Regions from separate parts of the Homo sapiens genome. Here region 2 is linked to region 1. Evidence: read pairs that join two places in POLR2A ChIA-PET (ENCODE). Cell type or tissue: Caco-2. All regions are shown on one strand. Each heading gives the region's core, and the rest is flanking DNA. Links, peaks and the distances in the headings are about the cores only.

Region 1 (5,803 bases), core at 404-5,403:
TATGTTACCCAGGCTGTATGTGAATTCCTGGACTCAAGCAATCCTCCCATCTCAGCCTCGTGAGTAGTTGGGACAAGTCTCACACCACCATACCCAGCTTAATTTAATTTGAATTTTAATAGCTGCATGCTCTAGTGGTTCCTACGTTAGACTGTGCAGTTTAGACTGAACGGAGAGGGCAGGAGGCAGGGAGTCAACCGGGTCCATCGTGCCAGCACCGCTGGAGAGATGGGGCTGCACTGAGGGAGGACCCTCATGGGGACAGTCACAGAGCTGGAGCAAGGGAGCATCCCAGGGCGCCAAGCCTGAGAGACGGCCCGTGATGAAGGGGAGGGCCAGGGGCGGGGCAGTGGTGAGCTGATGCCAAGGTCTTGGCTGAGAGAGGCTCATAGAGCATTGGTTAACTACAGGAGGGAGGGATGCAGCTCTGGGGGGCTGCCTGACACCAGGGTGCAGGGGCATTAGGCAGGTGATTGGCAGAAGGAGACCTCGGGAGGGGAGGTGGGCTAAAGGTGGGCCTCAGGGCCCGATACACAGATGTACAGACACATCCCATGGACTGGTCCCATGGGCACTGAGGACAGCTCTTTCCCAGCCAGGTCCCTGGAACTCCCCTCCAGGTGCCCCAGGACCTGAGAGAGAGGTGGAGTGAAGGGGGAGAGAAAACAAAGCCCAGGGACTCGCCCCCAAAAAACACAATCAAGAAGATGCTCCCAGCTTTTCAATTTCAGACACTGAGCTCCTCGCAAGATTTTGTTGGAAGGAAAGCTTCTACAGTTAAAAAAAAAAAAAAAAAAAAAAGCCTGGCAAGCCCTGCTGTGAATTCATCCCTCACTCCACACCAGCAGGGAGATGGAGGCCCTGAGGAGGGGGTGATTGGTGAAGGCCGCACCACAAGCAGAACCCAGGCCTCTCTGACTCCAGGAAGGCAGGGGCGCTGGGCTGGGGCTTTTCCATCTCGGATCCTCAGTCCCCAGTCCAGGCAGAGAGGGACCTTATCAGGGAGCAGAGGGCGGATGTCCCAGCCGGGGCTAGTGGTGCATATGCACATTTCAGGAGGGCCCGAGGGCTCTGACTGCCTCTTACACACAAAGCCTGGAATGGAGAGATGTAAACTTGGCCTGGGGGAACAGGCCAGGCCAGAAGTGAGCAGTGGCTCCTGCCCGAAGCACCCAGAGCAAATATTCAGTGAATGTTTGGGATTAGCCAGAGGAATGAGTACTGCTGGTGGCATTTCAGGCACAGGGCTCTTTATCTCTCAGGGAGAGGAAAAGGGTCCCCTCTGCAGGGCCACACATGACCACAGACCTGCTGTGTGCAGAGCCAGGAGGCAGTGGGAGCCCGTGAGGGCTGGGCCAGTGTGCAGGGAAGGTGCTTGGGGCTGTGAGAGGGTTGGGGGTGATGTGAAGACTGTAGCACTACTGGCCTCGCTTCATTCCACCCCCACAGGCACACAGGGCCTCAAACTCGCAGCTGGCAAGTGACAGCAGCAGAGTCCACACCCACCTGCGGCCTTGGGGCTTCTCAGAGTTTCAGGGGCAAAGTCCAGGCTGCTGCCTTCAGCCTTGCCCAAGGCAAGGGTCCCTCTCACCCCCACTGCCATCAGGACCCCATGGGCCTGCCATTTTCAGGTCACAGGGCTCTCCAGCTCTGGTAGATGATCGGATTCGCTGCCCAGGAAAGCTGCATCTGCCCATCCTGCCAACCTCCTAAGCCCCTCACCAGCCTGAAACCATGTGAGCACCCCGGTGGCACACTGCAAGGCCAGGCTGAAATTATGTTTCCCAGAGCCCAGAGTTCCCTGCAAGGCCAAGGGTACCCAGGGCAGCCCTTCCCACCACTACCCAACTCCAACAGGAACGGGTCACCCTGGACAGTGCGCCGTGTCTGGGTCTCCTGCAGCTTAAAGGAGGCTCAAGGTCCAAAAAGTCAGGAAAACTCCAAGGTGAGGCCCAGACTCCAGGAGGCTCCGGAGGCCCTGGATCCTGACCCACACTGCAGAACCTTGCCCTGATCTACCCTGGAGCTGGCACTCCACATCCATCTGCCCCCTGCCCACACACCTCCATCCAGGCTGCCCTCCTCATCCATCCCCCCTCCTCCCCTTAACTTCCATCCCCCCACCCCCATTATTTTCCCCTAGCCCCGATCACCCGGAACTTGGAGACAAGCAAGCGAGGGGTCCCATGCCACCTGCACCACCTCCTTGGGGAGTTTGTTTGCTGCTGTCTGCCTGATCCTGGCCTCCAGCTAGCCTGGCCTGGCCACAGGCCCAGGGATCCCCAAGCCCCTGTGTCCACAGCTTCCCCTTGCCAGCCTGTAATCATGTAGGGGGTGCTATAGTCTGAAAAATGTGTCCCCCAACGTTCACATGTAGGAAATTTAATCCCCAGTGCAGTGGTGTTGAGGTGTGGACTTTAAGAGGTGATTAGGCCGTGAGGGCTCCACCCTCATGGAGGAATTTATGCTGCTATTGTAGGAGTGGGTTAGTTATTGTTCCTGATAACAGCATGGGCTCAAAGTGGGTTAGTTATCGTGTTCCTGATAACTGCATGCGGTCAGCCCTGCCCGTCTCCATGTGTGGATACTTCTGCCCTTCTGCCATGGGATGACGCAGCATGAGGGCCCTCGCCATATGCTAGCTCCTCGACCCTGGACTTCCCAGCCTCCAGATCCGTGAGAAAGTTCTGCTGTTTACAGACCACCCAGTCTCAGGTATTCTGTGGTAGCAGCACACACAGGACTAAGGAGGGGAATGAGAGGACAGCACATCTGAGGCCTCCCCGAGAGCCGCCCTCTGACGGGGCTGTGCTCAGTATCTTAGCTGTTCTCTAATCTCGTGTGGACATCCGCCTCCCACTGCTATTTCACAGAGGAGAAAACCGAAGTTCAGTGAGTCAAACTGACAAGCCCTGGCCCTCCCTGTGAGTGACATGCATCCAACCCTTCCCTGTGGCCCACACTCCCCAAGACTCCAGCCCGCATTGCAGCTGCCCGACCCCTGCCTGGGCCCCTCCCAGCCATTGCCGCCTCCTTCCCTCACCGGCCCATACCTGCCTTGAGGCACAGTGTCTAGTCCCCTCTGCCTGGCTTTCAAGGCTCTATGGCAGCAGTTTCCTCCCTAGAGGCTGAGCCCAGGTGTCAGTTAGATGACTGCAGGAGGAACTAACCTTGTCCCGCCAGATGCTGGCCCTGCCCTCCATCTGGGCTGGTTTCCTGGCTCCACCTCTTTCCAGCTAGGTCACCTCACCTCTCCAGCCTCAGTCTCCTCCTTTGTGAAACAGGTAACCAGGCAGCAGTGAGGGGCAGCCCCACCCTCCCAGAGCCACTCCTAGGTGCCAGGTGCTTGAGGAGGTAGGGACACTGTGGTTTTACAGGTGGAGAGCCTGTCAGGGCCAAGCGCTCAGTAAAAAGCAGGTCCATCTCTTGTGAGCCTCGCCTTGCTCCCTCTCTGTGTGGGAGGGTTCCCGAGAACTGCACCCCGACTCCCAGAGGGGCTACTGGACATTCTCAGTGGGACGAGGATAGGGAACCAAGGAACACTATATGCATGGAAGAGCTCAGAAATACACTCTCGGCACGGCGGGACCCCGAGTCTCTGACAAAGTACCGGGCAGGGACAGGGCGGGGGTCAGGGAGCCTGAACCCACACTGCCTCTCCTGCAAGGGGGCTCAGGAGTCCATAGCCTTTTGGAGGGAGTTGGGTCTCTCTGGGAGTGGGGGCAGAGGCTGGATTCTGCCCACAGGAGACGGCCAGACAGCTATTGTACTGCTGGCTCCAAGCCCAAGGGTCCACCCTTAGCAAGGCATTCATTCCTCAGTGTGCAGAACACCCCTCTTGAGGGTGAAGACAGAAATCACACCCTACCCTGGAAGGAGGCTGAGCCCAGAGCTTTGAGCATTCCTGCTGCCGGGGAGCTTTATACAAAAAGCCCCACCCTCCAATACCTCGCCCTCTAGGGACTCCTCCCTCTTCCTAGCCCTTGCCTTCCCTGGGGGGCTGCCCTCAGCCCAGCCTGCTCAGGAGTTCCCCCACGCTATCCCCTAAGCCTGGAGAGGAATTTCCTGTTTGCTTGTCTTGCTCAGGGTGGTGGCTGACCACAGAGAACAGTGCAATAGCATCCAGTGAAAGAATGAGTGAATGAGTACCGTGTCGCTCTGCCCCTCTGCCCCTGTGCCTCGTGTCTCTGTGTGTCAGATTGTGTGGCACCTGCCCTGGAGGGCTGCCGAAAGGCCCTCATGGGAAGAATAGAACCGATGCCCTGTGTGGTGTGGGGGACAGGGGGACTCCCAAGGGCACAGGGCCTTGCCATCTCTGCAGAGGAAGGCCGGCAAGGACTGATGGCCGGAAGGGCGGGGGTAGGAGTGGGGGCTGGGAGGGCGAAGGAAGGAGGAACGGAGAGGAGGTTGGAGTGGGGTGAGGGCAGTGGGAAGGGGCTGCTCAAGCCTGTAATTATTAATTGGGCAGATGATTAATTATTAACAAAGCTTCAGGTTAGAGGAAGGAAGGAACACAGCTTCTTCTAATTCATCAATAGGCCCCTGTTGCCAGCCCCTCCGCAAAGGCTTAAGAGCTTCCGTGCTTACGGGACCCACTGAGGCCAATGGGATAAATCCTCGAGACCCCCATACTTCGGGCTTTCAGCTCCCTACCCACCTCCCAGCCCACTCAGCCTTACAGGCCCGAACAAACTGCCCCAGACCATCTGGACAAGAGAAGGGAAGGAGCCAGCTCTGCCCTGCCCTGGCTTCCAAGGTCAGAATGCCCCTGCCCCCACCCCCAGGGCTCCCAGAGATGTGGTGCCTCCCAGGCAGAGGGGCAGCCAGAGCCTTTGGTCTGAGTGGGGGTGGCCATCGTCAGATAACAAAGGAGGCCCAGGAAAAGCCGGGCAGGAGGGGGCTGGGCTGAGTGCTTCTGCCTCTGTGAGAGGGCTCTCCTGGACCCTGGGCTGTCCTGGGTGCCCACCCCCAATCTCTCAGGAGTCAGCGTGGGGCGAGGGCTGCTTTGGGGCCATAGCTCTCTGGAGTCTAGACTCAAAAGGGGCTGGATTCAAATCCTGCCCTTTCCAAACCCTCCTCCGTGATCTTGGGCAGGTCACTGAATACCCTGGGCCTCGGTGCCTCTATCAGCAATGTGAGGCCATCCCAACCCCGAGGGGATTAAAACGGATAACATCCAGAGTCTTGACACAGGCCAGTCCTCTGAGCTGGGTGCGGCCTCACCACATGCCCGGCAGAGGGGCAGGAAAGCCTGCAGGCCCCGTTCCCCCAAATGCTCCCAGGATGGACCTCTCTCTGCCTCCTCTGCCACCCCGAGGTCCTCACTAGCTTCCCTCCTGCCTCTGCAGCAGCCAGAGTCACCGCAAATTCCCCATCAGGCCACATCTCCCTGCTCAAGCCCTCCCATGGCCCTGTCACACTAAGAATTAAAACCCCAACTCCTCTGCGTGCCATGGACCCTGGCCATCTGATGCCTGCGTTTCTGCTGACCTTGCCTCCCTTGTCCCCCAGGCTCCAGCCACACTCCCCACCTTCCTGTCTCCTACACTCTTCAGGCATGGCCCCATTCCAGGGTCCTCGCACTGGCTGATCCCTCCGCCTGGAACGCCCTTCCTCAGGTCCCTGCATGCTCTGATGCCACTCGTCAGACAGGGGCCCCTGAGCAGCTGGCTGAAGTGCTGCCCCCGCCCGCAAGCCCTCTCTCCAGGCTGTCCCCCCAGCGCTCATCCCTGCAGAGGCGATCCCACTTTGTTGTTTACGTCTGCCCCGCCCTCACCCTGCTGGCGAGGCCACAGGAGAGCAG
Region 2 (5,803 bases), core at 318-5,317, 140 kb after region 1:
AATCGCTTTATTCCACTGATTAAAATCCACCAGTACTAGGGGCCTAGAGGGACATTGAGCTGGGTCTCGGCATGTTCCTCCATCTGCAGTTCCTTCCTCCACTGAACTCTTGTTTGTTTGTTTGTTTGTTTTAAGACAGTCTCGCTCTGTCACCTAGGCTGGAGTGCAGTGGCACGATCTCAGCTCACTGCAACCTCTACTTCCCAGGTTTGAGCGATTCTCATATTTCAGCCACCCCCATTCGCAGGTTGTAGGTGGACATATCTTTTTTTTTTTTGAGACAGGGTCTTGCTCTGCCTTAGGCTAGAGTGCAGTGGTGCCATCTTGGCTCACTGCAGCCTTGAACTCCTGGGCTCAAGTGATCCTCTCTCCTCAGCCTCCTGAGTAGCTGAGACTACAGGTATGTAGCACCATGACCAGCTAATTTTTAAAAAATAGAGATGAGGTCTTGCTATGTTCCTCAGGCTGGTCTCAAACTTCTGGGCTCAAGTGATCCTCCCACCTCAGCCTCCTAAAGTGTTGAGATTACAGGCATGAGCCACTATGCCTGGCCTTCCACATACATTTTAGAATCAATGTATGAGTCACCCCATCCCCCCACCTCTTGCCCAAATCCCTTGGGATTCTGGTTGAAATCCTAATGATTTTAAAGATTACTATGGAGATGACTGACTATTTTATTTTATTTTATTATTTTATTTTTGAGATGGAGTTTCACTCTTGTTGCCCAGGCTGGAGTTCAGTGGCACAATCTCGGTTCACTGCAACCTCTGCCTCCTGGGTTCAAATGATTCCCCTGCCTTAGCCTCCCGAGTAGCTGGGATTACAGGTGCCCACCACCACACCCAGCTAATTTTTGCATTTTTAATAAAGACAGGGTTTCACCATGTTGGCCAGGCTGATCTCGAACTCCTGACCTCAGGTGATCCACCCACCTCAGGCTCCCAAAGTGGTAGGATTACAGGCGTGAGCCACCGCACCTGGCCACAACTGACATTTTATTTTTATTTTATTTATTTATTTATTTATTTATTTATTTATTTATTTATTTTTGACACAGAGTCTCACTCTGTCGCCCAGGCTGGAGTGCAGTGGTGCGATCTCAGCTCACTGAACCTCCGGGTTCAAGCAATTCTCCTGCCTCAGCCACCTGAGTAGCTGGGATTACAGGCGTGTGCCACCATGCCTGGCTAATTTTTGTGTTTTCAGTAGAGATGGGGTTTCACCATGTTGGTCAGGCTGGTCTCGAATTCCTGACCTCAGGTGATCTGCCGCCTTGGCCTCCCAAAGTGCTGGGATTACAGGCGTGAGCCACCATGCCTAGCCTATTTATTTACTTTTTTGAGACAGAGTCTCACCTTGTTGGCCAGGCTGGAGTGCAGTGGCATAATCTCGGCTCACTGCAACCTCCACCTCCCGGGCTCAAGCAATTCTCCTGCCTCAGCCTCCCGAGTAGCTGGGATTACAGGCGTGTGGCACCACACCTGGCTAATTTTTATATTTTTAGTAGAGACGGGGTTTTGCCTTGTTGGCCAGGCTGGTCTCAAACTCCTGACCTCAGGTGATCCGCCTACCTTGGCCTCCCAAAGTCCTGGGATTACAGGTGTGAGCCACTGCGCCTGGCCACAACTGACATTTTAAAGACATGTCAGGCCATCCATGAACTGGTGATGTCTCTCCATTTATTCAGGACTTCTTTTATGTCCTTTAATAGAAAAGAGGTGGCGGGGTGTGGTGGCTCACGCCTGTAATCCCAGCACTTTGGGAGGCCGAGGTGGGCGGATCACCTGAGGTCGAGAGGTGGAGACCAGCCTGACCAACATGGAGAAACCCCGTCTCTACTAAAAATACAAAAATTAGCTGGGTGTGGTGGTGCATGCCTGTAATTCCAGCTACTTGGGAGGCTGAGGCAGGAGAATCGCTTGAACCCAGGAGGCAGATGTTGTGGTGAGCTGAGATTGCGCCATTGCACTCCAGCCTGGGTGACAAAAGTGAAACTCCATCTCAAAAAAAAAAAAAAAAAAAGGAAGAAGGTTTTGTGCACTATTTGTTCGAGTAATTAGAGGGGGAAGAGCATGCTACAATTCATAAACGACACCTTTTTATAGATCCCCTCTCCTCAGAGTCCTATTATCTATATTTTGCAGGAAAGGGAACTGAGGCTGAGAAGGGTAAAGGAACCTCCGCAAGGATACACAGTAGTGACAGGGCTGAGACTAGGTCCCCCAGCCCAGCCCCTGGTATGCATGTGTCTTGCATACTGGGAACCACCCACCAGCCCAGTAAAGGCCTAAGTGGACAGATCTGTCGCCATTCTATCTCCCCCTGACAAAGCTAGGCAGGGAACATACCGGGGGCCGGCCCACAGTTAATCGCTTTATTTTAAGCTCTGCATGAAGAGAGACACGGCACAGATATACAGAAAAATGATGAGGAGACAGGTCGTCTTGAGCTGCTGTGCGAGGGCCTGCTTGGATGAAGATTTCAAGGCCACCTTGCTTGTCCTACTGCTCCAGAACCTGGTGCTAAGAGATATGTTGGTGGCCCCATAGCCACAGCCTTCTTCTCCCTCGCTGGCATCCTTGACCCCAACCACTATGCACAGGCTCATGGAGGCTGGTGAGAGCCTACTCATGGTGGCCAGGTCAGGTCCGGGGAAGTGCTGGCTGAAAGGGATGGTGGTCGCTGGGAGGATAGTGGTGACTGCATCCAGGTCTGTGGAGGCTGCCCGGCACAGCCTGGCCCTCTCCAGGGGTTGAAGGCCACAGCCCCGCATGGCCTAGGCCACCCGTCCCATGGCCACCCACAGCCTGTCCAGGCAGCAGGCCAGCAGGGACATGGCCATGTGCTATAGCACGGCCTGCAGCAGCAGCTCCAACACCTTGCTGTTATCGTGGCGGAAGCCCACCAGGCTGTAGTAGGCCCAATGGGCCATGGAGAACACGGCTAGGCCGGCCTCCCACCACAGGTGTTGCAGGAGTCGTGAGATGCAGCGGCAGGCTCCATGGATCAGGGTGATGAACAGCTGTAGGTTCCAGATCCGCACAACAGTCAGCTGCTGCCACAAGGCCCGCTGGCCAGCCAGCATCACCTCCATGCACAGTCTCCAGGACAGGATGAGGATGAGACCTCCACCCACTGGCAGGCTGCTGCACCACAGGATGCAGGCGCCCAGCATGGAGACCGAGAGCCAGTGGGAGGCTGGATTTGCCATCTCCGCCTGCAGCCCCAGCAGGGATGCACAGAAGTTCACCAGGCCTAGGCCACACAGCAGCAGGAACGGAAGCAGGATCTGCCAGACCTCCCTGCCCAGCCAGCTCCCATTCTGTGGGGCATTTCCCCCACAGCTCCTCGTGGAGAAGCACAGCAAGGGGCCTTCACGACCCAAAGGCTGTGTACCCAGGCTCCTGCCCCAGGGACATGAGGCTGCACTCACGCCCCAAGCTCATATTAGCTGACCCTCTGGACCAAACATCCTGTCACCTGGGCAGGGTAGTTTTGCAGTGATCAATGACAGCACAAAAGATCAGGATATGAACTTATGTCAAAGAGAGGGCATAATTGCTTTGTCCATAATGGGCAATGCAGGCAGCCATTGAGAATGCAGCTGTAGGCTGGGCACAGTGGCTCATGCCTGTAATCCTAGCACTTTGGGAGGCAGAGGCGGGCGGATCACCTGATATCAGGAGTTTGAGACTAGTCTGGCCAACATGGCAAAACCCCATCTCTACTAAAAGTACAAAAATTAGTCAAGCGTGCTGGCGGGTGTCTGTAATCCCAGCTACTCAGGAGGCTGAGACAGGAGAATCGCTTGAATCTGGGAGGTGGAGGTTGCAGTGAGCTGAGATTGCGCCATTGCACTCCAGCCTGGGCAACAAGAGCAAAACTCTATCTCAAAAAATAATAATAAGTCAGGCGCAGTGGCTCACACCTGTAATCTCAGCACTTTGGGAGGCCGAGGCGGGTGGATCACTTGAGGTCAGGAGTTCGAGACCAGCCTATCCAACATAGCAAAACCCAGTCTCTACTAAAAATACAAAAATTAGCTGGACGTGGTGGTGGGCACCTGTAATCCCAGCTACTCGGGAGGCTGAGGCAGGAGAATCACTTGCAAACGGGAGGCGGAGGTTGCAGTGAGCTGAGATTGTGCCATTGCACTCCAGCCTGGGCAACAAGAGCAAAACTCTGTCTCAAAAATAAAGAAAGAAAGAAAATGCAGCTGTAATGTCCTCGTTTGGGTCCACTATTTTCATGCCCTCATCTGACAAATGCGACTCAGCATCTTCTCTATGCTAGGCTCTGCCTCCAGGCAGAGCACATGGGGAGGAGACATATGCTTTGCCAACATGAAGCCCCCAGGCTAGTGGGGGAACACAGACCTTTAAACACCATCAAGGCAAAACTGTCCCACCCAACTCCTCTCTTGCCCTCCTGCTTCCTCCATTCTCCTCCTCCTCAAGTCCTCCTAATCTTCCACAAAAGTTAGAGTACACCTTGGGTTTTACCTGGCAGCAGAGACCATCTGCCCTTCAGGTATGTGAGCAAAATCTTGGAGTCTTTTCTGCTGCTTACTACAAGTTCCGTTTTGAAAAAAAAAAAATTCGATGGGGGACTCTTTGTAAATAAAGTTAACCCATTTCTTTTCAGACTCTGGATTTGATTTTTGCATTAAACTGGCAGTCAGTGATCATATCATTCAACCCACTCGTTTTAAAAGGCCTCTTGTAAACAGCTCACACGGATCAGCATGTCGCTGTGAGTTCTTTGGTCTGCACTGAGCGTACACGGCCATTGTGTGTTCACTGTGGGCTGATGTTCCAGGCATCATCGGCTGTACTACCCTGGCCCCCTTGAGGAGGACCCCTGGGGAGAAATGTCTTTCAAGCCTTATTTCAGGAACAGCAGACTCCTTCTGGCCACTGGTTTGCTTTTATCATGTGGATATTGTGAACCATGTTTAGCCATATTCATCGTTTTTATTTGGCTACACAGAAACTCTGAACCAAATGAGAGGACCACCTCTGGCACAAACACAGAGATCCATAATGTGTATTTTAGATGTGATCCCACTTCCGGCTTCCTCTTATATCCCTCCATCATGCCCTTACCTTTTTTTTTTTTTTTTTTTTTTGAGACGGCGTCTCACTGTGTCACCGAGGCTGGAATGCAGTGGCGCAATCTTGGCTCACTGCAACCTCCACCTCCCGGGTTCAAGCGATTCTCCTGCCTCAGCCTCCTGAGTTAGTTGGGATTACAGGCGTGCGCCACCATGCCAGGCTAATTTTTGTATTTTTAGTAGAGATGGGGTTTCACCATGTTGGTCAGTCTGGTCTCAAACTCCTGACCTCATGATCCACCCGCCTTGGCCTCCCAAAGTGCTGGGATTACAGGCGTGAGCCACCGTACCTGGCCATGTCCTTACTTTTACCCTGATGAATTACATATGTCTTGATATGTAGCCTTACATCTGTACTTGAAAGGAGAAAGGATATAGTTAACCCCATAAATGAATCCATCCCTACACATATAAATCAAACTCTTCCTTCTAAAATAACAACACATACCCAATATCCAAAATGGGCATCCTGATTCCCATACTCGCTACTTCCTGTCCCACCCACCCTGACTCATACAAATAGTTTCCAGAGCCTGTCCAGTCTCAACATCTGATTTATCCCCTTTCCTTCCTTCCTTCCCTTCCTTCCTTCTCTTCCCTTCCTTCCTTTCTTTTCTTTTCTTTTTTCTTTCCTTTCCTTTCTTTCCTTCCTTCCTTCCTCCCTCCCTCTCTCTCTTTTCTTTCCTT

The links. ChIA-PET counts read pairs that join two places held together with the same protein. Peaks named below come from ENCODE experiments on the same cell type or tissue, not always from the same donor. Only the 100,000 strongest peaks of a DNase experiment are listed, where the experiment ranks them.
Region 2: POLR2A ChIA-PET joins it to region 1 with 6 read pairs; 10 of 35 experiments call an interaction of 5 or more read pairs at or near these places.

What each region holds. Positions count from the first base shown.
Region 1 is chr22:39,470,127-39,475,929 of GRCh38, reverse strand. All of the region lies in intron 1 of MGAT3 (beta-1,4-mannosyl-glycoprotein 4-beta-N-acetylglucosaminyltransferase), which reads right to left. MGAT3-AS1 (MGAT3 antisense RNA 1) reads left to right here. Exons shown (of 2, transcript NR_126469.1): 2 at 1-123. Among named protein-coding and RNA genes, the nearest start is that of MGAT3-AS1, 3.8 kb to the left of the region's middle. RefSeq lists enhancers at 1,122-2,051, 4,843-5,772 and a silencer at 2,217-2,574. In Caco-2, for the core only: no CTCF peak of the experiment used is centred there; DNase peaks (open chromatin) are centred at 1,339, 1,359, 3,069, 3,989 and 4 weaker places; H3K4me3 peaks cover 2,777 bases.
Region 2 is chr22:39,325,540-39,331,342 of GRCh38, reverse strand. No RefSeq gene overlaps it. Among named protein-coding and RNA genes, the nearest start is that of RPL3, 8.8 kb to the right of the region's middle. RefSeq lists a silencer at 2,945-3,239. In Caco-2, for the core only: no CTCF peak of the experiment used is centred there; no DNase peak of the experiment used is centred there.